3 separate regions of the Homo sapiens genome follow, and all the other regions are linked to region 3. Evidence: chromatin loops called from intact Hi-C (ENCODE). Cell type or tissue: PC-9. All regions are shown on one strand. Each heading gives the region's core, and the rest is flanking DNA. Links, peaks and the distances in the headings are about the cores only. Region 1 has its middle 17 kb from the start of PRSS23. Region 2 overlaps ME3 (malic enzyme 3). Region 3 overlaps ME3 (malic enzyme 3).

What was found. Hi-C counts contacts between places; a loop is a spot of excess contacts. Peaks named below come from ENCODE experiments on the same cell type or tissue, not always from the same donor. Only the 100,000 strongest peaks of a DNase experiment are listed, where the experiment ranks them.
Region 1: it touches region 3 in a loop (5-fold over the local background); 7 of 110 quality-filtered maps call a loop at or near these places.
Region 2: a loop joins it to region 3, with 6 times the contacts of the local background. A loop is called at or near these places in 14 of 110 quality-filtered maps.

The regions. Positions count from the first base shown.
Region 1 is chr11:86,812,519-86,822,968 of GRCh38, reverse strand. It overlaps a transcript of PRSS23 not described here and the pseudogene MOB4P2. Among named protein-coding and RNA genes, the nearest start is that of PRSS23, 17 kb to the right of the region's middle. RefSeq lists a silencer at 4,148-4,442. In PC-9, for the core only: CTCF peaks have their summits at 4,099 and 4,305 (motif pointing right); a DNase peak (open chromatin) is centred at 4,338.
Region 2 is chr11:86,454,392-86,464,841 of GRCh38, reverse strand. The region is part of intron 8 of ME3 (malic enzyme 3); the gene reads left to right. Among named protein-coding and RNA genes, the nearest start is that of CCDC81, 85 kb to the right of the region's middle. RefSeq lists an enhancer at 4,341-4,869. In PC-9, for the core only: no CTCF peak of the experiment used is centred there; a DNase peak (open chromatin) is centred at 4,651; H3K27ac peaks cover 1,277 bases.
Region 3 is chr11:86,518,129-86,528,578 of GRCh38, reverse strand. All of the region lies in intron 4 of ME3 (malic enzyme 3), which reads left to right. Among named protein-coding and RNA genes, the nearest start is that of CCDC81, 150 kb to the right of the region's middle. RefSeq lists an enhancer at 3,897-5,096. In PC-9, for the core only: no CTCF peak of the experiment used is centred there; DNase peaks (open chromatin) are centred at 3,718 and 4,278; H3K4me3 peaks cover 765 bases; H3K27ac peaks cover 2,943 bases.

The DNA.
Region 1 (10,450 bases), core at 1,219-6,218, 290 kb before region 3:
TTAAACTCCCACACTCACCCCCGAGTTGTAGCCCTGGTTCTGGTCAATGGCTTGGCTTCCCACCCCAGTTCCAGCATCTTGGAATTAAGAGGCAGAAGGAAACACCGATTTTGTATTCCCTCCTTGCCCACGCTGCAAAGATCCTTGATACAAGGTCTCAAATTCTCTACAAAATACTTCCACTAACAGAATCACCTCCAGCCCATGTCTCTCTGCTCCCAGAGGTGGCCCCATCCCATTCCTGGACAGTCCTGGTTGTAAACAGGGTTTTCCTTTCATTATGAAAACCACCACCCTTGAAAGATCATCCACTGGTCCTAGTTCTGCATTTTTTTTTTTTTTTTTTTTAGTCAGGTTCACACTCTTGTCGCCCAGGCTGAAGTGCAGTGGCGTGATCACAGCTCACTGCAGTCTCGACCTCCCAGGCTCAAGCTATCCTCCCACCTCAGCCTCCAGATTAGCTGGGACTATAGGCACACTTCACTGCACCCAGCTAATTTTTCGATGTTGTGTTGAGACGAGGTCTCACTATGTGGCCCAGGCTGGTCTCAAACTCCTGAGCTCAAGCCATTCTCCCGCCTCAGCCTCCCAAAGTGTTGGTATTACAGGCGTGAGCCACCATGCCTGGCTCTAGTTTTGCTTTCTACAGCCACATAAAACATAACATTTCATCTCCTAAATGATACTACAAGTCTCTAAAAGATGGTGGTCATTCCTCCCCTGTTATCTCTTTGGCATATGGGATGGAAAATTACCACGTAAACTTCACAAAGACACGTTTTTCAGTTTTACCTACTATGCCTTGCATAGTAGGTGCTCAATAAATATTTGCCAAATGAACGAATAAATAAATGAACCCCTATTATGTGCTTGATAATTCACTGGTCACTTTATATTCATTATCTCTAGTTATCACAAGCTCTCTAGGAAGAAATTACTAGTCCCATTTTATAGATATTATTTTGCATTTAAAGTAGGATCTTCTCTTCTGTATTCATCTTTATTTCATCTGTAATGTCAATTCTCCTTTTAAAATTCAGATAAAAGCAAGTGCTTTTTCTTTAAAATCCTTTAATACATCCATTTTACTTCTAAAAAATTATTGGTACTCTTACTTATTAAATCGAGCCAATAGGCCCAGACGCTGACACTATGGTCATGGCGGAGGGGGCAGCGTGCTGAGGCGGAACGGGCTGGGCACAGGATTTTTATAATTGGCCTGACGAACACTTTGAAGAAATAGACAGTACACTAGCTGTTCAACAGTATATTCAACAGAACATAAGAGCAGATTGCTCCAATATTGACAAAATTCTTGAACCAGCTGAAGGCCAAGATGAAAGTTATGGAAGTATGAACATTTAAGGGAATTCTGTCTTGAGCTAAACGGACTTGTTGTCAAACTTCAGAGTGAATGCCATCCAGATACTTGCACTCAAATGACAGCAACTGAACAATGGATTTTTCTTTGTGCAGCTCATAAAGCTCTGAAAGAGTGTCCTGCTATAGCCTATACCAGACACATACTTGATGGTGCTGCATGTCTTCTGAAGAGCAATCAATGTTTTCCCAGCAGGGTTAGCATAAAGAAGTAATCCGTAGCAAAACTAGGATCACTATACCTTAGGAGTTACAGAATATTTTCACATGTTTATTTTCATCATTGGTAGATATTTGATGAATATGAAAAGGAAACATTTTTGTGTCATCGGATTACTAAATTTGTGATGAATTAGATGAAATATAATTTGATGTCCAGGGATAACCTCATTGTACCAATTTTAGAAGAGGAAGTACAGGTTTCAGTTTCTGGGGAAAGTGAAGCATGAAGGGAATCATGGAAAAATGTACAGATCACATAATTAACATTAATTATGTACTGTATATATCATTTTAGACACATCAATCATGTATCCATATTATAGCTTCTTCATTTAGTATAAGTTTTTGTATGCTGGGTTTGCCTTTTAAAATGGGAAATACTTTTTAAGTTATTCATAAGCTGTATATTCACCAGTGTGGCACTCATGGTTTTAGAATAAGATTAGTACTATCTGTTTATAATGCCTGTTAATAAAAGAATTTACAGTTGGGTAAAATTGCTGCTAAACAATCATTGGATCACAATCCTCATCAAACATACCCATCTATAAAAAAAATTGAGCGAGAGCTTGAGGTTTCACACAAGCCCTTTACTAAAGAGGTAGAAATGTTTTTCTTTGTTTCACCCTGAGTTTAGATATCCTCAAAAATTCTATAGTACATAGATTTGTCTTACCTGTTAACTTTCCTCAAATGAGATAAAGTGTTTTAAAATTCTGTTTATAGTTTTTGATATGCATATATAATTATGTGTATATCTAAATACAAACGCAAATAAAGCGTTAGTAATACTTAAATAATTTTACTGTGCTACATAAAGTATAACATACTTGGAAAGGATTTACCTTTCTGCAACAATGGACTGGTACATACAGGATGATGATAATGATAAGGCACATAAATGATGTTCCCACTGGAAACCTGCCCTGTCCACTCCTCATTTCCCTTAACCTTATCCTCAAACTACTTTAGCTGAGAAGCTTTTCATGAGACTGTGAGTTAGTGGTGGCTTATACTTATTTATATTTGTATTAATTGCTTACAGATTATACCTCATATTAGCAATTACATTATACTACAAGAAAATGTATTTGCATAGGCTCTTGCTTATCTTTGTTTTGCAAAATTGTCCTTCTTAGAAAACAGTCCTTAAAATTTTGACTCTTCCTGTTAGTAATTAATCTTTCATTTAACCAGCTAGGCAGCATTAAATAAAATTGAAGAAATACTGTAGTATTTATTTTACACCCCCTCCCCACAAAGTTTATGTTTGAATTACATGCACGTGGGAGATTATTTGCAATAATTCATAGGTTCCAAGGGTGTTGATGAATAGTTATACATTTTTTGGACTTTGTTATAATTCATTGTGGTAAGACTGATTCAAATGCAGATTTATCAATCTTATAATCTATTGAATGCCATTTTTGATAAAGCACTGGAGGTCTTATTGCCAAACTGATTGTAATGAGGCACTAAGGATGAAAACATTGTACATGTTGTGAAGAAAGTACTTAAATGCAACTTTTGAACAGATTTAACAAACATGAGGAACTTTTTATATTTAAAAGAGTTATTGTGAAATGAAGATGAAAATGTATTCATCTTAATTGTTTTTTCAAATTTAAGGGAATAATTTATACCATATTTTGAGACAAGAATGTACAGCAAAAGTGTGGGGAACAGTAGTATACTGAGAGAGTGTCTATACACAGTGTATGCCTTTCCAAACCTGCCAGTCTTTTTGGCTTTGAACAGTGCCCACCAGCCACAGTCATTACTGTTCCCCAACCCCCACTATCTCTTAAGAAGCCTTATGTTCACAGTGAAAGGAATGCTGACTTTGAAATTATGGGTTTATATTCATGTCACTATAAACCAATGGGAATGGTAATTTTTAAACAAACTTGCTAAATATTGAGAGACTAAACTAAGTTAATAAATTATATATAGCAGTGTAGGTGTTCTCTCTCTAAAAAAAAATGGAGCCAATAATTGGCTTTTTTCTTATTGAAAAAAGTTTTGAATTAATAATGCATCTTGCACTGCGTTTCTTGGTTCTGGTCTAATTGGTGCAGATGGCCTGGACCCAGAGTTCTGCAGAGTGTCAGGTCTGTGATGCTGTCTGGGTCTCTCGCTGGCTTTCTACAGAAACTCAAAGGTTTTTCTCGCTATTTGGATGATGCTTAAGTGTCTAGGCCAGCGAGTCATAGCCTTAGCTACCCAAAAGGAGCCAAGAAGTCTGGGTCTGACTGAGGCCTATGGAGTGCTGACTTGTTATATGGGTGAGAGCATGGGACTCCCGCCCAGCAGCATTCAGCATTCCTAATTGGCATTTTCAAGACACAGCATTGCCTGTAAGTCATCCTGTGCCACCAGATTACCTGGCACCACTCCAGTAGGATGTTAACAGAGGGAAGAAAGTAAGGAGTTGGCAAAGTTAAAAACAGCACAAAGAAAAAAAGAGAACAAACTTGAAAGAAGGATTTCACCACCATCATTAATGGCATGTATTGATTAACACTAAGCGTTTGTGCCACTTTGCACGTTGCTCACCCTCATTCAAAGACACTGTCTTTGGAAGCCCCTCTCTGCAAATGGGAGAAGGTGTGGAAAAGATCAAACTAAAAACAAATTCAAAGAAACCACGAGTTGCCGATGAGCATCTGGGAAATAGTCATAAGTTAAATAAACCACTAGGGGGCAATCCAAGAATGAGCAAAAGTCAGTCCAGTTGGCAAAGAAGATGCCTCGGGGAAAGATTTTTTTTAAGTACATTTTCCAACACATGAAGAAATCTGAGATCGTTTAGTCTGAATCTACAGAACAAGGTGATATTTCAAAATTTTGATTTATTTTTTCAAGTTACGTGTTGATTTAGAAAGGAAAGGTCTTTCTAAATGGTCGGAAACACTTACTAAATACAAATTGATCAGAATCATGTTATAAGGAAAAACAATGGTTGAAACAATAGTGTGTCTTAAAAATTTAGATTCCCACCCCAGGCACTCGAGAAACTTCTGAATGTTGGCCATTCAAAATAGATTTCAATTAATGATACATATGATGTGGCACAGCATAAAGGAAATCTGAAAATATTTGGTTAGCATGTATAAATGAATCAAATCACACATGATTTGTTTTATACTTGTACTGATGATACAAAGTTTTTAGGTATGTAATACAGCTTTGCAGATATGTGCACATATTTTTTTCTGGTGTATCTTCTCTGCAGGTAATTTGGTATGTGCTAATCAGTTGCTAACAAGGATCAAATCAACGATTAAGCCTCTTCATCAAGGATCAAACAACTCTTGTTCTGAATTTGCCTTCCCTGAGGCTCCTGACTCCCAATCTGGAGGCATGGTTAGTTGCTCCACTCACGGTAGTCTTATGGCACCTTGCTATTAGTAGAATAAGAGCATGAACTCCCAAGGCAGACTGCTAAGATATGAATCCCATTTCTAGCTGTGTGTTTTTGGCAAGTTACCTTGCTTCAATTAGCCCCTCTCTGACATGGATACAAAATCAATGCCTACTTCATAGGTTTGTAGTGGGAAGTGAATTAATTAATATATGTAAATCATTCATAAAAGTGTCTGGCACATTACAGGTACTCAATACATGCTTGTTGGTTTCATAAATGAATGATCTGATACTTGCCTGAACACAACGTAAATTCATTACAAGAACAAATTCATGAAGAAACTGCAGGATTCTTGGATGGATTTTCACTGGCTATAAAAAGTCAACTGGCCAGTGGCAAACAGGAGAGCTGAATAGTGATACTCTTGAAAAGAAACTCTAATTGGTGTTCAGGTCCACCAGACAAGGCTCTTTGTCTTACTTCTAGAATACGGTGACAATCCATGAGCCAGAAATAGAGGTATTTCAATAAAAGTATAGAGTTTTGTCTCAAAAATGCCAGCCAGCCATTTAGAAAAGTTCTATCTGCAGTCACAGAATTGCTCACTTTGTTTTTTGTCTTTTCAACCATAGCTATCTAAAGAGTTTAAAAATAGCCACATCATTAACTTAATTCTCTGGACAGATTGACACATTTCAAAAGAAAGAGTTTTTAAAACAGTATCTAAAAGGAACACCATATAAAAAGTTATAGGAAGTTCCAGAGTCAGGAAAAACATGATCCAAAATATACTATACATGAAATAGAAAGCATGAGGGAAACAGAAGCCCACAGTTAGAAGGCAATAAAAAAAATCACAAAAAAAGGCTTTCTTGCCCCTCAAAAACCATATTTTCAAGCAAAAATAGGCCATTTGAAAAAATATAGAATGGAAATAAATCTGATCGCAACTATAAATGTCCAGAGTTTTAGACTCAAGCATGATCATGTTTTATTCTTTCACAAAAGTGGGTCTTATAAATAATTAGATTTTCAAGTTAAACTTTTTCTGCAGATGAATCTTCATAGGATTTTACAATTTTCAAGACCTCAGACAAAGTGAAGAGAATTTGGGACACTAAACAGCTTGAAGAACAAAACAAAGCATAAAGAGGCTGATCGGTAAAGATATAATGAAGGAATTGAATGAATTCTTCCTGATATTATGTTATACTCAACCAACACATCTTTTCTGTGAAAGTAGAAAGACAAAGTGGTGGCATTTCTATTCCAACGCTGTGTTCAGCTGGTCTGGAAATCATCCTGGAGTAGTAAAACCTGTCACTTTAAAAAAACAGTGTCCTTATGTCCCAGAATGCCTTATCCACAGAGGATATTAGTCATGCTGGGGGCTATGTTAGTTTACCAAACATGGCATTTTCCATCAGGGAACTGGGGGTGGAGCAAGTTTTAATAAATCCAAGAAAGGAAATGTAATAATCAGGCAGGACGGTAACTCAAAGACTTATTAAAATGTAGGGGAAGCACTCAACTCATTCAATTTACAAAGTGGCAATTCCATTGTACTGAGGCCAAGATATTTTGTGGAGAGGGTAGTTACTGAGCCTCATCACTCTGGGAGGTAGAGCAAGAGTCATGACTACAGTGACCTCAAAAGGAGAAGACGCATGAACACCCTGAGCACAGGGATGTATCTCAGTCATCTCTGCAGCCCCAGCGTGAACACAGTGACTGGCACCGAGGTGGGCTTGAGGACATTTGCTGAATGAATAACTGAATGATTGACTAATTGAAGAGATGGAGGAAGGGCAACCTAGCTGGAGGGTAGGAGAGCTTGAGCAATGACAGAAGGTTGAAAACACGGATGTGTTTGGTACAACTTGGCTAGACGACAGGTTATGTGACTCTGGGAAGCAATGGGGGATAAATCTGATCACTATATTGGATTGGTCATGGATTCATGGCTAAGAAAACTAAACTTCTCTAGTAACCAGCATCTAGTCAATAGGAAACATAGGGGAGGGGCCTGATCAGGTCTTTGCTTCAGAACATGTCTTGGGCAGGTGTGGGCGAGCTGGGAGGCTCAGAATCCAGTTTGGAATCTGCTGTCATAGTTAAAGGAGAAACAACAAGGTGAAATCAGGGCAGTGGCAGGGGAGCTGGAGAGGAGGTGATGGATAGCACAGAACTCTAGCTTGTTGCCTGTGAGATGTGGGAGAGGATCTATGTCATGACAGGCTAAGTCATGACAGACAGACAGACACTCACTTTCTCACAAATATTTCCTGTGCTAGACCATGGGATAGATAAGGGAAGACACAGAAGAACAGAACTCAGCCCCTGCTCTTGCAAGGCTCATAGTCTTGTAGAAGAGGCAGACACATAAATAACAACAGCAATGTAACACATGCTAGAATAGAACAGAATACATACAAAACACCACAAGAGTTTTATTCTGGGATGTGTTTGGACCCAAGAAATATCCAAGCTCACATAACCCTAAGTCATCATGTTCTGGGTTATATAAACCATCTGGGATCATTCGTTCAATCAGCCATTTGAATAACATTATTTATTGAGAACCTACATGCCAGGCACTGTTCTAATTGTGGGGACACAACAGATAAAAACCTCTGTCCTCATGAAATTACATTCTAGTGGCAGAGGACAAATACATAAATATAACAGTGTTAGTGATAAGTGCAGAGCAGGACAATAAAACAGGGAAGGGCAATAAGAACTCCCCGAGGAAGGGGCTGAGGGGCATTGAATTTCAGAGAAGATGGCCAGGGAAGGCCATCCTGAGAAGACATCTCATTGGATGGCAAGAACTGGCTGCTGTTCCCACGGCTGCTGCTTGGATTCTAGCCCCTTGTTCTGTTTATTTCATTTCCTGAGACTCTCCTCATTCTCTCCAAGGCAAACACTTCAGTCTTTCTTCACTGGATTGGAACTTGACGCTTCTCAAAGCTGTTCTTGCTCTTTATGGAAGACAGGGCCTTAGTCCTTTTAATAGCCCGAAGACAAGGGGCAGTGATAAATCAAGACTAAGAGAGCACAGTATTTTTACACACTTGATACACACATAGACAAATACCACAGTGAAGAGTCACCCTGCACTTTCTGCCTCTCAGAAAACATTGGTCCAGGCAGGAGGGGATGGCAGAGGGCCTCCCTGAGCCCATGTCTGCACCACCCCATTGATGCCTGGGTTCTTGCTCTTCTTGTGGGCAGAGCTGTCCCAAGTGTCCCTGGAGGATTCAGTTAATCAATCCCTCATTCACAGGCATGATAAGCATACCTGGTGCACAGTGCCCCATGCTTGCATGGTGGGTGCACAGAGACACACAAGGCAAGGTTCTGCTTGTCATGAAAACAGCTGAGGCTTGGAGGACTAGACAGACTCCTCTCTGGTCTCCTGCCTTCCACCCCGTCTTTCCCACCATAGCCAGAGGGACATTTCTAAACATAACCTGAAGCACAATCTGATCTTGTCCCACCCTTTGTCTCTCACTTCCTCAACCTGGCTTCCAACTTTTTTCTCTTGCTTTCTTTGAGGCCACATTTTCCTTGTTGTCCTTAACCTTATTGGTGGCTTCTTACCAGCTTCCTTACTGCCTCCTCCTCCTCCTCCTCTTCCTCCTTCTCTTCTACTGAACCCAACATCTAAATGTTGGTGGACTGGGACTCTGTCCTCAGCCCTCTTCTCTTCTCAAGCCTCATTCTCTCCCCAGATGATATTATTTCTCTGTGGTTTAAATATCATCTACAAGTGCATTTGAGATATTTCTACTGAGCTTCACAATCAGAGATCCTATAGTTCATTTGACATTGGCATTTGGGTGTCCGCTAGACAGTTGAAACCTAACATGACTGACACAGGAATTCTCGGTTTTCATTTCCACAGCAGAATCTAATTCTCTTCCTTTAGTCTTTCCCATCTCAGCAAATGGCACCTGGAATCTCTGTGGATGCTCAGGCCCCAAGCCAAGCAGTCATTCTTGATTCCTCCTTTACCACACCTATTCATGTTGGCTCTACTTTCAAATATATACTCTTCCAGATATGACCACTATTCAATATCCTCTACTTCCAAAGTCAAAGTCACTGCCATTTCTTACCTGGATTACTAGTTTTCCCATTGCCACTGCCTAAAATCCATTCTCCATTTAGCATCCAAAGAGATATTGTCAAATATGAATGAGTTTCAGGGCTGCATTTTGATTTTTGTGGGCCCTAAGCACTTTTGCCTTCATAAGTCTCCTTCTCCATTAAAAAATATTAAAAATTATATTTTATGGCTGTTAATATAAATATATTAACATTATATTAACACATTTTATTAGGCTTAAAAATTAACTTTCTTCTTCTGATTTTAAAATAAATATTTCTGTGTGATCTCTGAAACTGCTGTGGGCCCTAGACACTGTGCCTACTGTCCCTTCATGGATAAGTCGGTCCTGATTAGGCCCCACCAGGGCTCCTACTTAAAGTCCTTTGACTGTATCCCCCAGCAAGTAAGATGAATTAAAAAGACCTTGACAGAATCCTTAATTTCTATATGAGCTGGCTGGAATCTATCTTTTTGAACTCTTCCCCATCTGTCTCTTAAACAGAACAAATTTGATACTGCCAGGGGCCCTTGCACTTCAGTTTGTTGAGGCTCAAACATATTCCCTCCCAAATTCTCAATAAGCCACTAACACACAGGTATAGCAAGCCTATGAGTTTCTTGTGGGTTATGCAAATAGGAAACAAGATGACTGGGCTTGAAGCATCTTGCTGGCTGTGTACTTGAGACAGCTATCTGTTAGATAAAGGTGCGCAGGAGACAGAGGGTTATATCACCATAGTTAAGGGCTAAGGAGGGTAGAAGAGCTGGTGTTATCTGAGAAGCAGCAAGCAATGAAGAGAGAACATCACTGCAATGAGTCAGATAAATATGCCTGTCTCCTTTCTCTCTTCCTCAGCTTCAAATGAGCCCACTGAGAAGCTGGAACCCAGAAGAGGGAGGATCTTTAAATCATATAGGAGGGTTTAAATTTTAAACCACAATGCATTGGGATTTATTTGCCATAAGGAACTAGACAACTGTGGAATCAGTCTGCCCAACTCCAAGGCCATCATCTTCCCATACCAGGCTGCTATCTCAGCTCTCAATCCTGTTTACCCTTTCTTTTTTCTTTTTCTTTTTCTTTTTTTTTTTTTTTTTGAGACAGAGTCTCACTCTGTTGCCTAGGCTGGAGTGCAGTGGCATAATTTTGGCTCATTGCAATCTCCGACTCCTAGTTTCAAGCGATTCTCCTGCCTTAGCTTCCCTAGCAGCTGGGATTACAGGCATGCGCCACCATGCCCGGCCAATTTTTGTATTTTTAGTAGTGACGGGGTTTCAGCATGTTAGCAGGGCTGGTCTGGAGCTCCTCACCTCAAGTGATCCACCTGCCTCAGCCTCCCAAAGTGCTAGGATTACAGACATGAGCC
Region 2 (10,450 bases), core at 1,757-6,756, 64 kb after region 3:
ATGTATGTAAGAAATTCTAAACAATGCTGTAATTCACTAGCAAGTTAAACATGAACCAGTCACTTCTCTGACCACAGTTTCATCATCTAGTCAATGGAGAGGATAACAACTGCCTTGAAAGAGCATGGTGAAAATTTACAAGGCTAATGCTATAGAAAGTACTAACCCATAAAACTCATCAGACCGAAGCACCAATCACCATAAAAATGGCCTTCCCCAGCCATAATAACTTGCTTTTAGACTTTCCAAATACAAGGCGTGTCTCTGTCAGGAAGTCAGGACAATTCCTTCTCTGGTTTTGACTGAAGTGTTTGTTGCTCATAATGACCCTGAGAGAGACACTGACACCAAGAACCCAGAGCCTTCCAAAGCCAACATGAAGCAGCTTCTAGTTCAGGTTCCCTTTGGTCATCTATTCTGTGACCCAGAAATATCTGAAGGTACTTGCTTCTTACTGTGGAGTTACCAGTGTCCAAAGCTGGAGTGGAAAGGGATTCATCTCACTTGATCTAGAAGTGCACAGGAAGGAGCACTGTGAGCTGTTCCTAGCATTTTGTAAAGTCCGAGAGAAACCTTGATGATGCTTTAACAAATGAAGTTTGCCAAGCAATCTTTTAAAAATCAAAGATCCATGTCAGGTGGAAAGAATAAGTTGGCAAGAGACAGGTGTTGGCCCTGGATTGCTAAAGGTTGGCCAACTTCTCATTTTGCAGATGACTTCTCCAGAGGCCCAAAGAGGTCACAACTTTTCTTCAAGTGAGTCAGGGATAGATCTAAAAGAAAAGAACTCAAACTCAGGTAATAACAGCTAAGGTTAATCGCTGAACGCTTATTGTATGTCGGGCACTGTTCTAAGCACTCTACAGTTTTAAACCGATGAGACATTAGCATCTCTGTCTTATGAATGAAAACACTGAGACAGAAAAAGAGTAAGTAACTTTTATAGCCATTAAGCATAGAGTTGAGATTTGAGCCCAGGCATTCAGACTCTAAATTGCAGTCTATAACCATTCACCATGCCATTCCCAGATCTTATATTACAAACCAAGTTGCCCTTTTTTCCCCATTATGGTCCATATTACAGGGTATAAGAAATGTGATAGACGACTTTTTGTATTTGTCATACATTTTCAAGAGGCAAGATAGCACAGTTAGAACACACTATTAGAAAATTTAGTTTAAAATATATGACTTCAGTGCCTGAAGAGTGGGTATCCAGAGGGAGGGGAGACCCAAAAGAGAAAGCTGGGACATGGTGCCCCCTGCCAGCCTTTCTCCATTCTGTCTCCCCCTTACCCTGTTGCATAGGCCTGGGACAGGCCTCACCCACACAAGCCAGGACACTGCGCAGACAGGGCTGTGCAGTTCAGGAAGATGCGCTGGTGGGGGGAAGCATTCTCTCACTGCCCTCACTCACCTCATTGTCAGCTCAGCAGGTGGGAGTGTGCCTTGGCCCTGAGGAAGCACCTGCCTGCTAGAGCCTGACCGGCTCCCCAGCATGAATTCACCCATGAATCAGCAGCAGGACAGCCAGTCCCCTGAGCCCACCGGGCTGCCAAGGCCAGAGGGTGGAAGTGGAAAACAAGTCCATGCAGGCGGCACACCTGGTGCACAGCCTCCAGCTGTACAGACACACAGACAGCCACATGTGTATACATCCTCCTAAACACAGGCACAGGAACACGGCCAGGCCCTGCAGCCCCCCAGGCCCATCCGCCCCCAAACTGCTGCGATAATGTGCCTCTGAGATGAAACTATCACTCACTATGCCACCCTCTCTTCATGAGAAAGTTCACACCCCTTCAATGAAAATATAAGACTTCGGGATCTTTCTTCTGCTCTCTGCCCTTCCCTTTATTTTACTCCTCTGACCTCCTTACCTGCCATTTCTTTCTGTGTTTGAAAGCCCTGCTCACCCTTTCCCATCATCTTTACCTGAGTAATTTCTACTCACCCTTAAAGACCCAGCTCCAGGGTCTCCTGCCCAGGGAAGGCCCATCAGCCCCTGTTCCCTCAGTCTGATTTGGGTGCCCCTCAGGTGTTCCCCTCTGTCAGTTCTCTTACTTCATTGTACCCCAAAAGCCTGTATTGCATTGTCTGCCTTCCCAGAAGATAATAAGCTTCTGGAGGCAAGAACCATGCCTTATCCATTCTTGTTCCCCAGCTCCCAGCACCGCGCCTGCTACATGATAGATGCCTAATAAATGTTTAAAGAATATATGAATGATGTCTACACATACAAACTGACATCCTCATAAGCACACCCACCTGTTCATGTGAGTATGTCTACACTGGACACCTGCCCCTGCAGCCTCTCTGTTATCCAGGTCATCATTCATGTACAGCTGACCCTTGAACAAAGGTGGTGGTTACAGGTGCCAATGCCCCACACAGTCAAAAATCTGCATAACTTTTGCCTCTCCAGAAACTTAGCTACTAATAGCCTACTGTTGACCAGAAGCCTTACTAATAACATCAGTAGTGGATTAACACATAAATAGACTAGTATCTATCCCTATTTTATGTATGCATGACATACCTAACTTCTTAATTTTTTTGATATTTCTAGGCTACACAGTTCATCTGTGAGTGTTCGCAAATTGTTACAAACCTCCAAAATTTTAAAAAATATATGTATTGAAAAAATCTGCATATAAGTGGACTCACACAGCTCAACCCCATGTTGTTCAAGGATTGACTGTGCTCACATATAAATGCACCTCTACATGTGCTCATACATATTCACATGTGTACCCCACATGCAGACACATGGAGCTGTTTGTTTTTAATTAAATCAATCCATTTGTTTACATTCATTGGTTTTTGTGTCTTGCCTCTATAGCCAATTTTGCTCCCAGGCAAAACCAAGTGGGATGGTTTTCTGGGTCCCAGAGCAAAGAGAAGAAGGACTTCCCATTCTTTTCTCAGAAATTCAAGACTAAAGCCATCAATCTAGAACTCATGAGGACAGCTGGCAAATAGTGCTGGAATGGCAGGAGCCCTGTAAGAACCAGCCTTTGATCAGCTCAGCCTGATGTTTAGGTGTGACCATATCATTAACAACCATAAAGAGGTGGGCAGGAGCATGCGCCACCCAGATCCTCCTTCAAGGAAAGACTTGTTGCCCAGCTGACAGCAAGGCTGTCAGCACATCATGCAGAGCCTCAGAGAGAGAGAGCCACCTCGCCATCCCACCAGGGCCTGGCCTCACCCAGTGATGAGGGAATATGAAGGCTTAACTATTTTAGCCCAGTGCAGGACAACTCAAGCTCCCCATGGAGCTGGCTGAGGCTTTGGGGCCTGCATCACAGCTCAACTTCCCTCTCAACTCATTCTGCTTCCTTCCCTTCCTTCCCACAAGGGCACTTCCTAAAAACATCCTGAACACTCCAATATAACTCAGAATCTTCTTCCAGGGGACCCAAACTGTACCAAATAACATTTTGCATGCACACAGAACTTAAGGTTGAAAGTGCTTTTCATCCTCACTATCTTACAAGTGCCTGGCAACATCCCCCCCTCCCTCACTGGGGGACAAACACAGCTGTCCCACGTCACTAATGAGGAAACTGAAGCCCAGGGGGTTAAAGCTTGCTCACGGCCACACAGCCAGACAAAAGACACAAAGCTGGAACTGGAACCCCATTATGTCTGATTTGGAATTCTCCACTCTCTCCATGGCATCAGGCTGCCTGTTGCTCCTGCACGTGTGAAGTGGTGGAGGGTATCTTCTCGTTAAGGATGAAATTCCAGACCCTGCTGAAACAGTGTGGGTGTCACTGCTCCCTGGCATCCTGCTGCTGTCATCCTGCCCTCCCCATCGTTCCCATTCCTTCCTCTAACTCCTACAGAATGCAGACCTGAAGATGAGGCCCACAGTCACAAGCTGGTTAGGGATGGGTCCAGGCCAGAAGCCTGTGATGTGTGTTCTCATTGTTAAGCAGACAATGAGAAGACTGGTAAGGAATTCCAGGACTAATGAGCCAACATGGCAGATACAGCCCATGCTGCAATGGTCCCCCTTTATCTCCAAATACAAAGTAAGGAGCAATGCCACTTAAGACTACAAGCCATGCTCATAATGGGAGAGGAGCATCTCCATGCACAGAACCACAGAGGGTTGGGAGTGAAGGGGTGAGAGGGAGTGTGGGAAGGAGGAGGAAGCGATGCAGAATCATAGTTGTAAACAGAAACCAAATCACACCACACGTGGGAGCTGGAGACAGATTCTCAGAATCTTCTTGGGAACCACACATGGAGGGGGCTGGAATCGAGCAACCCACATGAAAATGAGACTAGGGTCATGCTACCTACTCTGAACACCAGCCTAGCCTCACATCCTCAGTGGATAGATAGAATTCAATCCTCGGGAGCCCCACTCTACTGATCTCCCAGAGGGCAGGGCCATGCCTGGTGCAGAGCAGGAGCCTAGGGCACATTATTTGACTGTCTCCCAACCAGTCCCACTGTACCATGTGCTCAGAATCACTGACCCCAAGGGGCTGGGCCTCTGAAGCCCGAGCACTTGAAGGGAAGAGAGCTCCCCAGGGCTTCTCATCATCTCTGCCTCCCACCCCAGCTCAGACCCACATAAAGCCTTGGCCCAGGCCCAGGCTGGTCCTTGGTGATCAGAGCTGCCAATGCACTGACTCATTGCTGGCAGCCTCTCAGGAATTTTGGAAAAGGCAGAGGCTCAGGTGACTTTTGTTGTTTCAGCTGGGACCAGAGAAGCATCTCTGCTCTTAGGGAGGAAAGAAAGGCCTAGAAGGGGAAAGGCAGTGGGAATGGTCACACTGGGGACAGGGGAAGGAAGGAGAGCCACACAAGGGGCCAGGTCCAGGGTGCTGCTGACCCAGTTTCCGTGGGTCCCTGGCCTCCACCTGCAAGCTGACCACACAGCATGGCTGGAGCCAGGAAAGCCCCACTGGCTCATCAGCTCTGCAGCTTCCTCCACCTGGCCAGCCTTCCCTGGACCTGCATTGTCCACCAATCCTGCTAAATCTCCAGGCCAGACGCCCATAAAGGCTCCTGTGTGTTATGTCAGGCTATTAGCACCCCCTGTGAGTCCAATGCTTAACAATCAGACATTTCACCAAGACAAGCCTAGGTCTGAATCCCCATTTTCCTGCTTTGTGGCTTTGGACAAGTGGCTGAAATTCTCGGTACCTTCCTTTCCTTATCTGTAAAATGGACTTAACAGTTTTAACAGCCACAACTGCTCATCAGCTAGTACCACCAGAATGGTCAGGGTTTTTTTATAAGGCCAGCATCTGTTATGGTTGGTTGCAGCCTATGCCAATTCCTTGCTAAGTATTTCCAACACCCGTTTATGGCACTGAATTGTTGTAAGGATTGAAGTGATGTATAGGTAGGGACAGGCATGTAGCAGTACTCAGTTCATGGTACCTATTACTATAATCTCTGATGCCTAATAGGCTCGTGACACACAGATACGGGAGGGAAGAAGGAAAGAGGAGACTTAAGGCAGAGATTTTGATGGAGGTGAGGAGAGGGCCACATGTGAGCACAGGACTGGGGAACTCTGGGGAGAAGAGAAGCAGGGCCCCATCTCACTTTTCTCCCCTTTCCCACATATTCCCTATTATTCCAGCCCATTGTATTAGTCACTCTTCTGTGAGTTTTCTGCCAACTCCATGATTTTGAATGTGCTGGTCCCTCTGCCTAGAATTCTCTTCCTGTTCTTCACTACTTTCTGTTTGTCCATAAAGGCTCATTTCACTTCCCCCAGGATAATGCATCCAGGGCCAAGCCACAGACTCTAAATGATCCCACTCTTCCCCAGGATCTGGGAGTGACACTGGACGGTGGTCACCCACTTTACAGAAGGCTTCAAAGTGAGCCAGGGGTAGGGTTCTCAGCCAAGAAATGCAAAATACATCCCTGGAAGATAATGACCTTGTTGGAGAGGGAAGGTGTGGGGGACTTTGCACAGGCTTCAGATGCCACAATAGGGAAGAGGCAGACAGGCAGGAATGGCTGGCTCATCTCTGAAGACCGTGCAGCTCGTTTGTCTTGTTTACAAGATGCCAGGGATTATTTCCAGCTGTCGGGGGTCAACTGCCCTCTCTCTCACCCACCACCACCACTACACACACTGAGTAGCAGTTCTAGGCCTTTCCTTGATCTCTCCCCCTGCCATGAAACTTCCCCTGGTCTCTTTAACCTTTTCTCTCCTCTGTTCCCAAAGCCTTCCTTTTCACTAAGTCCTGTATTCTGAGGCTGTTCTTCACTTCCAGGGCTGTTCCTAGTCCTGAAGTTCATGTGGATCTCATGTATCTGGCTCCTCCGAGATCTCCCCTTTTAGCTGTTGCAACAGCCGAACCTCCAGAGAAGCCAAGAAGATGATCATCATTCCTTCTGGTTCTTTCCAAATTGTGGCAAAACAGGCCTAACCCTATCTTCTCCATTGGCCAGAGAAGTGCCCTCTAGAGAGTCCAGGAGCTCCAGAAAATTCCCTTATGACACAAAATTGCACTGAAGTAATGTAGAAAGCCTTTGCTTGGTGTCCAATAAAGGGGAATCTGAATTTTTGGAACACTTATGCTAGCAACTCCTTGAGAGTTTTATTTGAGAACAAGACTTTTATTTGTCTTTATTTATTCAAGGCCTAGCCCAGAGAAGGCCCAGAACAAACACTCAGCACATACTAATGAATAAATGAATGGCAGTATCTACTGTAGAAAGGTAATTCTTATGGATCGTGGAAGCAGGTGTGGCCTCATAGCAGAGGTTGTTCTGTCCCAATAGGGATCCAGGCCTCCAAAGCCACCGTGGCCAGACCCTGACAGAGCCTAACTCTTTCTGTCCTTCTTGCTGCCTGGGTCAGAAGTTTTCCCTTACCTGATAAAGCAGTAAATTCTTTCCTCCAATAATCTATTGTTCAGCATGGCAACTCCTTTAACTTTGTCAAATCTGACTATTAAAAGCAGAAACTACATTTTCAGCATGTCCTTTTGTGCTATTTCCTGAAGCTACAACCTCAAGTACTCAGTTTGCAGGAAATGTAATTATGGAAATCTCCCTCTGGAAAAAAAAACTTCTTTTTCTTTTACCATGAATAGGAACAACCTGCCACACTTTCAGCTGCCCATGGCATTTATGGGCACAAGTCATGTTCCAGCACATCCCTGGACCCATGGGCTTCTCAGAGTGGTTACCTCGAAACAGCTAAGTAGCTTCCTTTCCAGTTTTAAACCCCTAGTGCATAGCCCAAGAGCACCCCAAAAATGCAGGTTAATGATGGAGATAACTTTATTTGCCAAATTTTGTAATTTGGAGCTTAAGAACCACTGTTTTTCCTCTTGAGTTCTGGCCTGTACCAAGTGCAGAAATAGCTTCCCAAAGGAAAAAAATGGGCAACAGTACCAAATGCTGCTGAGAGGTCAAGAAAGAAGAAGGCTGAGAACTGATTACTGAATTTGGCCACCTGGAGGTACTTGGGGACCCTGACAAGAGGTGGGTCAGTCATTTGATTGGACTGGGTTTCATGGGGACCAAGGAGGAAGGAACTAGATGCAGTTAATATATTCAGCTCTCTAGAAGAGTTTGCCTATAAAGGAGAGTAAGAAATAGGGTGGGACATATAGGACCAAGGGAGGGCCTTTTAAAGATGGAAGTTTTACAGTGTATTTGTATGCTGATGAGAATGATCCAGTAGAGAGGGCAAAATTGAATATGCAGGAAATAGGAGTGGGAATAATGGGACAAGTAGGCAAAAATGATGGGATCCATTAGACAAGTGGTGCTTTAGCTAGAAGCAGGGAGGCATCGATGGTAACAGGGGGAAAAGCAAGTACTTGGACATTGGAGGCAGAGGGTCTGAAGACTTGGTGGTGAAAGGATTCAGAAGTTCTGTCCTGATTAGTTCCATTTCCCTTGAGCGTCACTCTCCACTTTTAAGGGCAAAAAATAGGAGCACAGTAGTCCCTACTTCATGGAGTTGTTGGGAAGATTAATTGAGCAAATCCTGTGCTGGTAAGCACACAGCACAGAGCCAAGGCCACAGTAAGAGTGATCAATAAATGGCAGCTGACCTTGCATCCTTTTATTGTAATGTGTGACTCTTTCCCATCAGATTTCCCATTGTTCTGAGCTCCCCTCCCCTTCCAGAGGTACAGCTGAATGTTGACATCTACTGCCTAAGTTCACTTCCCTCTGCCTCTGCTACCACCCTGCTCCGTCCTTCCCCAGAGAAACCCCATAACACCTCTCCTGCTGCCTTCAACTATAGTCAGGAAGGGCTGTCTGAGCAGCAGAGATCATGAAGGGATGGAAGCAAACCTGGGAAGGAAACCCCCAGGTTTCCTTGCTTTGGGTGACTGACAGGGCCAAGCCACCTTTCTCTGTCAATTTCCTCATCTGTACAACTGTTAAATGCCATGATCTCCAATCCCCATCCAGCACCGAATTTCTGTGAGGAAGCCCAGTTATTCAACCTGCAAATAACCCCAGAAGACGGTTGACACCCAAAAAGAAAAAGACCCATCCAGAGTGTAGTGTCTGCGGGATCATCTCTGATGGAATACCTTTGGCGCCATCTGGTGGCAAATGCTTTGCGCAACCCCTCCTTTCAGGGAGGCAAAAGGCTGTCCTGAAACAGACTCCGATGAGCAGAAAACTCCCGCTAGCCAATGGCAGGAAACTAGTACCTCACCTAGAGAGGCCATCTAGTTCAGTGCATCTCAAACTGGAATGGCATACAAATCATCTGGAGATCTTTTTAAATACAAATTCTGACTCCGTAGAACTGAAATGAAAGAGAGTTTTATGGGCGGAGAGTAAGAAGTATGGAGTTACTTGGAGGGAGGCAGAGAAAATAGGGAGTGCCACATAATAAGTGGACTTTGGAGAAAATTAAGGACAAAGGGGATTTGGGGATTTCAGAAGAGGGTCATACAATGCAATTCTCCTCGCCCTTTCTTTAAGTGATTTAAATACTTATTTAAACTGCTTGTTGATACTTCCTTGGATGTCAGCTTGGTGTTTCTTTTGAATGCAGTACAGTGCTGAGCCTGACCATGATATAGTCCAGCTTCATTCAGGTTAGATAAAAAAGTAGATATGGGAAAAGGAGGCATGGTTAAGGATGCCTGGGGTAGCAAGGAATGTCTTGCTGATCATTTGGGCAGTCTTAAGGAATAATGAACTGCAAAATGGTCTTCTAGATAGGTAGAATAGCAGGGGAAATGTACCTAAGTATAAACATGCATGATATGTGTAGGGAACAATGAATAAAGCTACTGGTACATGGAGTACACGGGGAGGCACTGCAGAGGTAGGTTGATACTGATAACATACTTTTCTGTACATAAACTAACAAAAAGTATGTCATGAACAACTGTTTTATAAAAGCCATCACACTTGTAATCATTTAGTAATTTCTTTCCTTACAAACAGAAATGAGCTTGGTCTATTTTGTTACCATGGTATCCTCAGTACCTGAGCCTGGTTCATAATTGATGCTCAAAAAATAAATGAATGTAACAATTTCCAGTGATCTCTGACTACCCACTGTGTTCTACTGTTTTGTGCCCAAGTTTTAGTAAACTGGGAGTTCTCTGATGGCAGGGATCATGTTTGATTCATCTGTCTTCGACAGTGCCTAGCATGGTGCCTGTCACTTTGTAGGCCCTCAGAGGGTGCACACTGTGTACTTTGCAGACCATGGGAAGGATGTTAGGAAGTCCCAGTATCCTTAGCCCTGTCTCTGTGACACTGCCAACAGTTCAGCACTCCCTCTAGGCCACAGCTGTGTGAAGACAGGGGTGCCTGCACCCCATCTTCTGAGAAGTATGATCCTGCATAGAGTCCCGCCTTCTGATGTCCACAATGATGAATGTGCACTTATTGGCCACCAACTGTTTGCTGTACCCCCTATCTCAGCCACTGAGCCAAGTATAAATCTAGGAGAAGGCCCACCCTAGAGCTAGCTAAAAATAAGCCACCTGGAAAACTAGAAACAGAGAATATAGAAAATTCACTCATACTCCCACCCTGCAACCATTAGTATTTTGTAAGTTCCTTCTGGATTCTATGTGTGTGATAAATGTATACTATTTAATGTTCTCTTCCTTCCAGCCAACTCAATGGAACATAGGTTAGTGCTTAAGCACACAGGCCCTAGAGCTTGATTCCCTGGATTCACATCCTGGCTCTGTTATATGATCTTGTACAATTCAGCAAACCATACCTTATTTTCCCAATCTGTAAAATGAGGATGGCAATAATGAGGATTAAATGAATAACTGTCTTCATGTTAAGACATATAAAGTACTTGGAACAATATCTGATGTTAGTGACTAGCTTCACAGCATTTTCCATGTTGCTGCATAATATTCATGATGATCATTTTTAATAGCTATAAAACAGTCTACTGTGTCTACACTGGCTACTTTACTTAATCATTACTCCTTTGTTAGATGTGTAGGTT
Region 3 (10,450 bases), core at 1,758-6,757:
AGGTGTGGCACGGTGCTGAAAAGAATGTATATTCTGTTGATTTGGGGTGGAGAGTTCTGTAGATGTCTATTAGGTCCACTTGGTGCAGAGCTGAGTTCAATTCCTGGGTATCCTTGTTAACTTTCTGTCTCATTGATCTGTCTAATGTTGACAGTGGGATGCTAAACTCTCCCATTATTATTGTGTGGGAGTCTAAGTCTCTTTGTAGGTCTCTAAGGACTTGCTTTATGAATCTGGGTGCTCCTGTATTCAGTGCATATATACTTAGGATAGTTAGCTTTTCTTGTTGAATTGATCCCTTTACCATTATGTAATGGCCTTCTTTGTCTCTTTTGATTTTTGTTGGTTTAAAGCCTGTTTTATCAGAGATTAGGATTGCAACCCCTGCCTTTTTTTGTTTTCCATTTGCTTGGTAGATCTTCCTCCATCCCTTTATTTTAAGCCTATATGTGTCTATGCACGTGAGATGGGTTTCCTGAATACAGCACACTGATGGGTCTTGACTCTTTATCCAATTTGCCAATCTGTGTCTTTTAATTGGAGCATTTAGTCCATTTACATTTAAGGTTGATATTGTTATGTGTGAATTTGATCTTGTCATTATGATGTTAGCTGGTTAGTTTGCTTGTTAGTTGATGCAGTTTCTTCCTAGCCTCGATGGTCTCTACATTTTTGTGTGTTTGTGCAGTGGCTAGTACTGGTTGTTCCTTTCCATGTTTAGTGCTTCCTTCAGGAGCTCTTGTAGGGCAGGCCTGGTGGTGACAAAATCTCTCAGCATTTGCTTGTCTATGAAGTATTTTATTTCTCCTTCACTTATGAAGCTAGTTTGGCTGGATATGAAATTCTGGCTTGAAAATTCTTTTCTTTAAGAATGTTGAATATTGGCCCCCACTCTCTTCTGGCTTGTAGAGTTTCTGCCAAGAGATCAGCTGTTAGTCTGATGGGCTTCCCTTTGTGGGTAACCCAACCTTTCTCTCTGGCTGCCCTCAACATTTTTTCCTTCATTTCAACTTTGGTGAATCTGACAATTATGTGTCTTGGAGTTGCTCTTCTCAAGGATTATCTTTGTGGCATTCTCTGAATTTGAATGTTGACCTTCCTGACTAGATTGGGGAAGTTCTCATGTATAATATCCGGCAGAGTATTTTCCAACTTGGTTCCATTCGCCCCGTCACTTTCAGGTACACCAGTCAGACATAGATTTGGTCTTTTCACATAGTCCCATATTTCTTGGAGGCTTTGTTCGTTTCTTTTTATTCTTTTTTCTCTAAACTTCTCTTCTCACTTCATTTCATTCATTTGATCTTCCATCACTGATACCCTTTCTTCCAGTTGATCCAATCAGCTACTGAGGCTTGTGCATTCGTCACGTAGTTCTCGTGCCTTGGTTTTCAGCTCCATCAGGTCCTTTAAGGATTTCTCTGCATTGGTTATTCTAGGAAGCCATTTGTCTAATCTTTTTTCAAGGTTTTTAACTTCTTTGCCATGGGTTCGAACTTCCTCCTTTAGCTCAGAGTAGTTTGATCATCTGAAGCCTTCTTCTCTCAACCTGTCAAAGTCATTCTCTGTCCAGCTTTGTTCCATTGCTGGTGAGGAGCTGCGTTCCTTTGGAGGAGGAGAGGCACTCTGATTTTTAGAGTTGCCAGTTTTTCTGCTCTGTTTTTTCCCCATCTTTGTGGTTTTATCTACCTTTGGTCTGTGATGATGGTGACGTACAGATGGGGTTTGGTGTGGATGTCCTTTCTGTTTGTTAGTTTTCCTTCTAACAGTTAGGACCCTCAGCTGCAGGTCTGTTGGAGTTGCTGGAGGTCCACTCCAGACCCTGTTCGCCTGGGTATCAGCAGCAGAGGCTGCAGAACAGCAGATATTGGTGAACAGCAAATGTTGCTGCCTGATCGTTCCTCTGGAAGTTTTGTCTCACAGGGGTACCCAGCCATGTGAGGTGTCAGTCTGCCCCTACTGGATGTTGCCTCCCAGTTAGGCTATTTGGGGGTCAGGGACCCACTTGAGGAGGCAGTCTGGCCATTCTCAGATGTAAGCTGTGTGCTGGGAGAACCACTACTATCTTCAACGCTGTCAGACAGAGACATTTAAGTCTGCAGAGGTTTCTGCTGCCTTTTGTTTGGCATTGCCCTGCCCCGAGAGGTGGAGTCTACAGAGGCAGGCAGGCCTCCTTGGGCTGCAGTGGGCTCCACCCAGTTCGAGCTTCCCGGCTGCTTTGTTTACCTACTCAAGCCTCAGCAAGAGTGGGCATTCCTCCCCCAGCCTCGCTGCCACCTTGCAGTTTGATCTCAGACTGCTGTACTAGCAATGAGCAAGGCTCCATGGGCATAGGACCCTCCGAGCCATGCACGGGATATAATCTCCTGGTGTGCCATTTGCTAAGACTGTTGGAACAGCGCAGTATTAGGGTGGGAGTGACCCGATTTTCCAGGTGCCGTCTGTCACCCCTTTCTTTGACTAGGAAAGGGAACTCCCTGACCCCTTGTGCTTCCTGGGTGAGGCAATGCCTCGCCCTGCTTCGGCTCATGCTCGGTGCGCTGCACCCACTGTCCTGCATCCACTTTCTGACACTCCCCAGTGAGATGAACTCGGTACCTCAGTTGGAAATGCAGAAATCATACGTCTTCTCTGTTGCTCACGCTGGGAGCTGTAGACTGGAGCAGTTCCTATTAGGCCCTCTTGGCTCCACCCTCTCCTTTTTTTTTTTTTTTTTGAGACAGAGTTTTGCCCTTGTTGCCCAGGCTGGAGTGCAATGGCACGATCTCACCTCACTGCAACCTCTGCCTCCTGGGTTCAAGCAATTCTCTTACCTCGGTCTCCCTCGGTAACTGAGATTATATGCACCTGCCACCACACACGGCTAATTTTTGTATTTTAGTAGAGATGGGGTTCACCATGTTGGTCAGGCTGGTCTTGAACTCCTGACCTCAGGTGATCCACCCACCTTGGCCTCCCAGAGTGCTGGGACTACAGGCGTGAGCCACTGCACCCGGCCTCTGTGTGTTCTTAAAGGTGAACTGAATCTTTTGTAGGCAAAATATAGTGGGTCTTTTTTTTTTTTTTTAAACCATTCAGCCACGTTAGCCTTTTGATAGGAGAATTAATTCATTTACATTCAAAGTAATTATTGATAAGTAAGGACTCACTACTGCCATTTTTTTAATGGTTTCCTGGTTATTTTGTGGATCCTCTGTTCCTTTCTTCCTCTCTTGCTGTTGTGGTTTGACTGTTTTCTGTCAACATCAAAAGTTTCTGTTAGAAACTTTTCTTCAAAGAATTAGGTATTTGAATAGAAATGTATCAGGCATTGTGCTCACTACTTTTCATATATTATCTTTAATTGTCACTGCTCTATTGGAAACATTTCATTGCCCCTATTTTACAGATGAGAAAACTGAGGCTCAACTGTAGTCATTTGTCAAGGTCACTACTAACCAGATGACCTAGAATTTGGGTCTAAGTCTGTCTGACTGTCTGCTCTGAAGCTTCCCAATAATATCAATGTTTTGCAAGTTGGAGTGGGTCTCACTGGAACTTATCCCTGACCAGAGACACACACATCTTTTCTCAATCATTTCAAAGCAAATACTTTTTTGGCCTTTAACTTTCCTGATCTTGAATGTTCTGAGATTCCTTCCTTTCGAGGGATTTGTAGTTTGGAGGCGGAACTTAGTCAAAACAACACATTAGATCAAATGTGTGCTTCTCCCCTTCCCCCTGCTTAATTGCATCTGATGAGTAATCCTTTCAGACATATAATTCCAGGCACTTAGCTGTCTCTTACATTTGCTTCCAGGGATCATGGTCCCTGAAGTTTAAGCATATGTTTTCCCAGTGAACTTCTGTGCACTTTGAAAACTGCATTCTGTTCTCTCTTATTAAATTCCAGCTTTCATAACTAATATGCAATGATAGCTCCAGAAATGTTTATCTGGTAAATTAAAGTGGGTGGGGTCTTCCACTTACAAATTACTTCAGGATAGGACTCAGATGCCTGCCCATAGAACTGCCTCATAAATGCTAGCATAAAATGGATTCGAGCTTTTACAATTTCAGCTTTTTCTTGGTTTAGGGGACTATTATCTTGGTGTATCTTCACAGGGTTCTGAGCTCCTAGCCTATTTCTTAAACTGAGGCTGCAGATTTATGATTCAGTGGAAAAAAATGTGTGACTACTTCTCAAACCTGCTTTGGAAAAACAAGCAGATAGGATGTTTTTCTCTCCTTATCTTGTAGTTACATGTAAATAAATGACTCATTGGCTGCGCCTCTGAGTCAGGGGGACAGTAATTTCAGAATCGCAGGTTTGATGATTATTTGCTTTGGATATCAAATGTTTGTATTAGAACAGAGACACATTCCAAACAACTTACTGCCCAGAGACCCAGATTCACTAGAGGCCTTCTAGACGTCAGGAAGGTGTTTGTTTTATAAAGTGGAGGCATGTGTGGGTCTGTGCCATGTTCACAGCCATAAAAGAAAGTGAAGAGTGTTAAGTGTGACTTTTCAGGGAAAGGGGCCTAAAGCCTCTGATTATTATTTCTGAAGGAGTAAATATTTTAGTAGAAAAAGAAACTTCTTTGTACCAACTCTCTCTGAGTTTCTTGGCACATTTTAATATTCTAAGTAACAGCTGAAACTACATTAACTTTCTCTGTTCTAATTGGAAACATCTGTGACTTGTGGAATTAGAATTTTTAGATTCTGAAGTGATATTCTATTTGGACAGAGGTGTCAATTTCAGCTGAAATTTCCTTCTATTCCGCCTTTTTTCCCCCTCCTGATTATAAAATGTTCAGTCAGCTAATGATGTGATGGAGGTTCAAGGCCTTCTTCATCAGCTTTTCCATGTACTCACGATTTTTAGTGAAAATTGCATGTATACTTCTTCAGCTATTTGCACACCTTATCAGCATTCTTCTTATTCAAGAAGAACAGATGGAGAAACTCTTTCAACTCTTGGAACTCAACTGGAACAATTATTTTCTGCCAAAAATAAAATCTCATAATCAAAAAAGAGGATAGAGCAATATCTGAGATTTGCAAATTCCAGGAAGAAAAAAAAGAGTACAAACAATTAGAAACCTATTTCAGTTTTTCTCTGTGTTAATAGAAGCCTGTCTTCTATAGGGCTTAGTGTTTTACAATCATCACCTGAAACTCCAACAAGAAAGGCAAGAAGGCACAATGGTTTCTTACCTGCTTTCCCTTACTACTTTGCCAACTTACCTCAGTGATATTACCTCATTTTATTGAGCTTCGTTAATCTCAGGTGTAAATGAGGACAACAACATATACCTCCCAGACTTGTGGCAGTAAGTAAATGGCATAGCATTTATAAAATGTTCCCAATGGGAGCTAAATAAATGTTGGCTTCTTTTTTTCTTCTTTCTTACTTTTTACATATGGCAACTAAGGCAATAATGACATGACTTGCCTCAGTCCAAAGATCAGGTCTTCAAGGAGCCAACAGTAGGACTGAGGTTTGCTGGTTTAACACCTTTAAGTCTCCCTCCATAGAGTTTGGCAAAGAGTGAATTGAAGACTACCAAAAAGTCATGAAGGGCAAAAGACTGTGGGTGATATATAATCAACCTCCCAGACCCCCTTCCCCCCGGATACCAAAATCCATGGATGCTCAAATCCCTGATATAAAATGGTATAGTATTTGCATATAACATACATATCCTACAATATACTTTAAATCATCTCTAGATTACTTACTATATCTAATACAATGTAAATTCTACGTAAATAGTTGTTACAAGACTTGGAACCAACCCAAATGCCCATCAGTGATAGACTGGATAAAGAAAATGTGGCACATATACACCATGGAATACTATGCAGCCATAAAAAAGAATGAGATTGTGTCCTTTGCAGGGATATGGATGAAGCTGGAAGCCATCATTCTCAGCAAACTAACACAGAAACAGAAAACCAAACTCCACATGTTCTCGCTCACATGTGGGAGTTGAACAGTGAAAACACACAGACACAGGGAGGGGAATAACATACACTGGGGCCTGTCGGCGGGTCAAGGAGGGGGCGGGGTAAGGGAAGGGATAGCATTAGGACAAATACCTAATGCATGTGGGGCTTAAAACCTAGATGACAGGTTGACAGGTGCAGCAAACCACCATGGCACATGTATACCTATGTAACAATACATTCTGCACATATATCCTAGAACCTAATGTAAAAAAAAAAAAAAGAAAAAAATAGTCATTACACTACATTTTTAATTTGTGTTATTTTTTACCATTTTTTTAATTGGCCTTTTTTTCTTAATCTGGTTTTTTGTTTGTTTGTTTGTTTGTTTGTTTGAGACAGAGTCTTGTTCTGTCACCCAGGCTGGAGTGCAATGACGCAGTCTTGGCTCACTGCAACCTCTGCCTCCCGAGTTCAAGCAATTCTCCTACCTCAGCCTCCTGAGTAGCTGGGACTACAGGTGCGTGCCACCACACCCAGCTAATTTTTGTATTTTTAGTAGAGATGGGGTTTTGCCATGTTGGCCAGGCTTGTCTCAAACTCCTGACCTTAGGTGATCTACCAACTTCGGCCTCCCAAAGTACTGGGATTACAGGTATGAGTCACCATGCCCGGCCTTTTTTCCTAGTATTTTCAATCCACAGTAGGTTGAATCCAAGATGTAGAACCTGTGGATATGGATGGCCAACTGTAAGCCACTTCACAGAGGCTTTGTGTTATTACCAGGATTTTAATTAATGACTACACAGGGAAAGGACTCAAAATAATGCTAAGAGAATGAGCTTGACTTTCTATAGTAGACACCTAGAAAATGTAGTTTTGAAATTAGTAGACTGGATCTACAGATCAGTGAGTTTTTGAGAGTGAAAAGAAAAATAAATAATTGTGTTAATAATTGTGTCAAGACACAGGGAAACTAAAGTATGTGGTTGCCCTGTCCATGAACCATAGCATGAAATTCTGTGTCTCTTGGAGAGGCAGTGACATTCATACCTTTGACAAACATTTCTTAAATTCCACCTGAAAATTTAAAGAGAGGCTCCTTTACGACTGACTTTGTACATGTATTATTTTATTTAATGCTCACACCAGCTTAGTGAGATAGATTTAATGATTACAGCTCCATTTTTTTATTATTATTATTATTATTATTTTTGTTTTGTTTTGTTTTGTTTTGTTTGTTTGTTTTTGAGATGGAGTCTCGCTCTGTCGCCCAGGCTGGAGTGCAGTGGCGCAGTCTCGGCTCACTGCAAGCTCCGCCTCCTGGGTTCACGCCATTCTCCTGCCTCAGCCTCTGAAGTAGCTGGGACTACAGGCGCCCGCCATCACGCCCGGCTAATTGTTTTGTAGTTTTTAGTGGAGACAGTGTTTCACCGTGTTAGCCAGGATGGTCTCAATCTCCTGACCTCGTGCGTGATCCGCCCGCCTCGGCCTCCCAAAGTGCTGGGATTACAGGCGTGAGCCACTACACCCGGCCACAGCTACATTTTAATAATAAGCAATGGAGATTCGGTGGAGTTAAATAATATGCCAAAGTTGCACAATAAATAAGGGTTGGATTTGGGCTTTGAACCCAGGTCTGTCTAGCTCCGAGTCACAGATAACTGCGTGCCTTGGTAGATTAGAGTCATGGAACTCTAGAGTTTTGGAAGTTATCTGTTCTACCTTCTTCATCTTACCGACTGAGGAACAGGCTCAGAGAGGTCTGGTAACTTTCCCAAACTCACATAGTTAGATATAGTCGTAGAAAAACTTACATTGCCCTTGTTCTAAATGCTCCATTCTCACATTCAGAGAAAGGAATAGACCATCTATGCAGAAATCCCTTTCTGAAGTAAACACTATGTTTGCAGGGCTGCATTAGGGGACCCATGCAATCAGTGGAAGTGGAGGATACAGTTCCTGCCCTTCTGAGCTTCAAGTCTACTGGAGGAAAATCATCCTGCAGGAACAAGAGGGAGGCAGAGAAAGGGCAGGGCCAAGGGGCCCTAGAAGGGACTCCAGGCCCAGCTCTGCAGCTCTCTAGCACTCTGTGAATTAGCCATTCTGGGCCCGCTTGTTCTCTAATTCTCGTTGGTCTTCAAATAATGTTTCTGTTATACCCCATTGCAAGGTTTTTTGGGGTTTTTTGTTTGTTTGTTTCTGATCTGACTAGATCAGAAAACCACTCTGGATCAGAGATGAAGTCTTGCTCACACTTGTTTTCCATGTACTCAGCACAATGCCTGGCGCAAAGCAGAATGCATGAAATCAGTACAGGGCCTAAGCACTTGTTAATCTCAAGTGTGGGAAATTGAGGAACCCCCATCCATTCCAGGGAGGTCCCACTGATGGAGTCACATGGACAGATGTCAGGGTCCACACCTTTACACCTGGGCTCTAAAGTCAGGAGCACTCCACATCCACTGGTTATCTGGGAGGGTCAGAAGGAAAGGGGGCCTCCATGGGGCTGGGAGGGGGACATAGCCACTCCCTCTGTAACTTCCCACCTCAGAGGCGAACAGGATAGGCTTTCCAAGGTACAGGAAGTTAGCTATGGTTGTTCAGTGGGTTCAAATAATCAAAATATTCTTCAGGATAGAAAATAACACCAAAGAAGGATTATGAGTGAACCACCACTAACATGTTCAGTTGTCTGTGGCCACCCCATCCCGCACTTCAGTCACACGTCCCTGAGGACGTTCCACAGAAAGCAGTGGAAAGTGTGATTTTAAAGCTCTTCCAAGGCATGGACAGTTACCTCACTTGAGTCTCTCCAGTTCTGCCCTCCAGGCCTACACAGCCTTCGAGGATTTCTTAGATCTGCTTCCTGGGCTTCTTAGACCTAGCTATGTTTTCTTGCTGTACTGTTGCCTCTGGGAGACTGCTACTGAGCTCTAAAAATAGCATCTTGCAGGTTCTCAGAGGACAGGTTCCCTTCCTGCCAAAAAATATGTGGAATGGTGGTTCCATTGGCAACAGCGAGCCTTTGTTAGAGTTGAAAGTGCATATCCCTCCTCCTGAGCCCAGCTGCAGGGGTTTGCCTAATGTCACTGACTCTGTTTTAATTAAGCCCTTTATTGCTGGACTTGGTGCCAAGAAGCCTAAATGAACATGTCTACTTGAGTGGGTGTTGTTCAGGGTTCTTTTTTCAATTCTATTTTAGGAAATTTGCAAGAATCACTCTTCTACAGGCCGAGATAAGGGTTAAGAGTCTTTTTCTCAAGAAATAACATTCTCCTAAGTGAACATTATCTTTGTTTTTCTTTCTCTCTCGTGTAACTGAATTCAAACATTCAAGAGGATTTTTCTGGCTCCTGATGGAAACTGAAGATAGTGATGTAATTTGCATGCCTTTGTCAGATGGAGGAAACTTCACTTACACTTGCCTTGATGAAATTCCAACAGACTTTGAGCTTTAAGAAATGTACAGGGAAGGAATTGTGATATCACCACTACTCATAGCTACTACACAAAAATTGGATGGTTGGCATATTTGCTTCCTAGGGCTACTGTATGTAACAAAATACTACAAATTGGATGGCTTAAAACAACAGAAATTTATTTTCTCATAGTTCTAACAGCAAGAAGTCCAAAATCAGGTGTCAGCAGGTCGTGCTCCCTCTGACACCTGTGGGGGACACTCCTTGCCGCCCCTTCTAGCTTCTGTTATTTGCTGGCAATCCTTGGCATTCCTTGCCTCTGGATGCATCAGTCCAATCTCTGTTTCTATCATCCCTTGGCTATTTCTTCCTGCATGTCCCTGTCTTCTCCTCTTCTTATAAGGATACCAGTGCTTTTAGATTAGGGCCCACACTAACTTCATCTTGACCACATCTGCAAAGACCCTATTCCAAATAGGGTCACAGGCACCCGACATTAGAATTTGTGGAGAGCTGAAGATCACCTCCACCACCCCATTATAGCTTTTAGTGGGCTCTTCAGCTGGTTCTAGAAGTCAAATTGACACCAGGCACATAAACAAGAGAAAAATACACAAATTGTGTTAGTTTTACATATACATGGAGATCTTAAGAGAGTGAAGTCTGTAGAAGTGGCCAAAGCAAGATGCTTTTGTGCATTTTGGATGAAGAATGATAAATTCGAGAAGAAATGACAGGACAAAGAAAATCTGGCTGGGCGTAGTAAATTTCCTAGGGGAGTCACTGGAAGATATATGGGGAATGTAAAACAGGTGGCCGATGATAAGCGTTACTTTGTTAAGTATGTTTATTCAAGTCGATCGCAGCCTCCATTTCCAAGTCTCTCATGATAAGGGCATTTTCTCACCTGGTATGGAGAGGTTACCCCTCCCAGAGGAATCTTTATCATAGGCTACATGCAGGAAAAGACAGGTCAGCTCTCCCTTTCTGAAACTACAATTTCTCCAAGTGTTTTCAACTCTAAATAATCAATTAACGAGATGGCATATTTGAGGATGGGACAGCCTTCACAACTTCAAATTTCAACATATTTT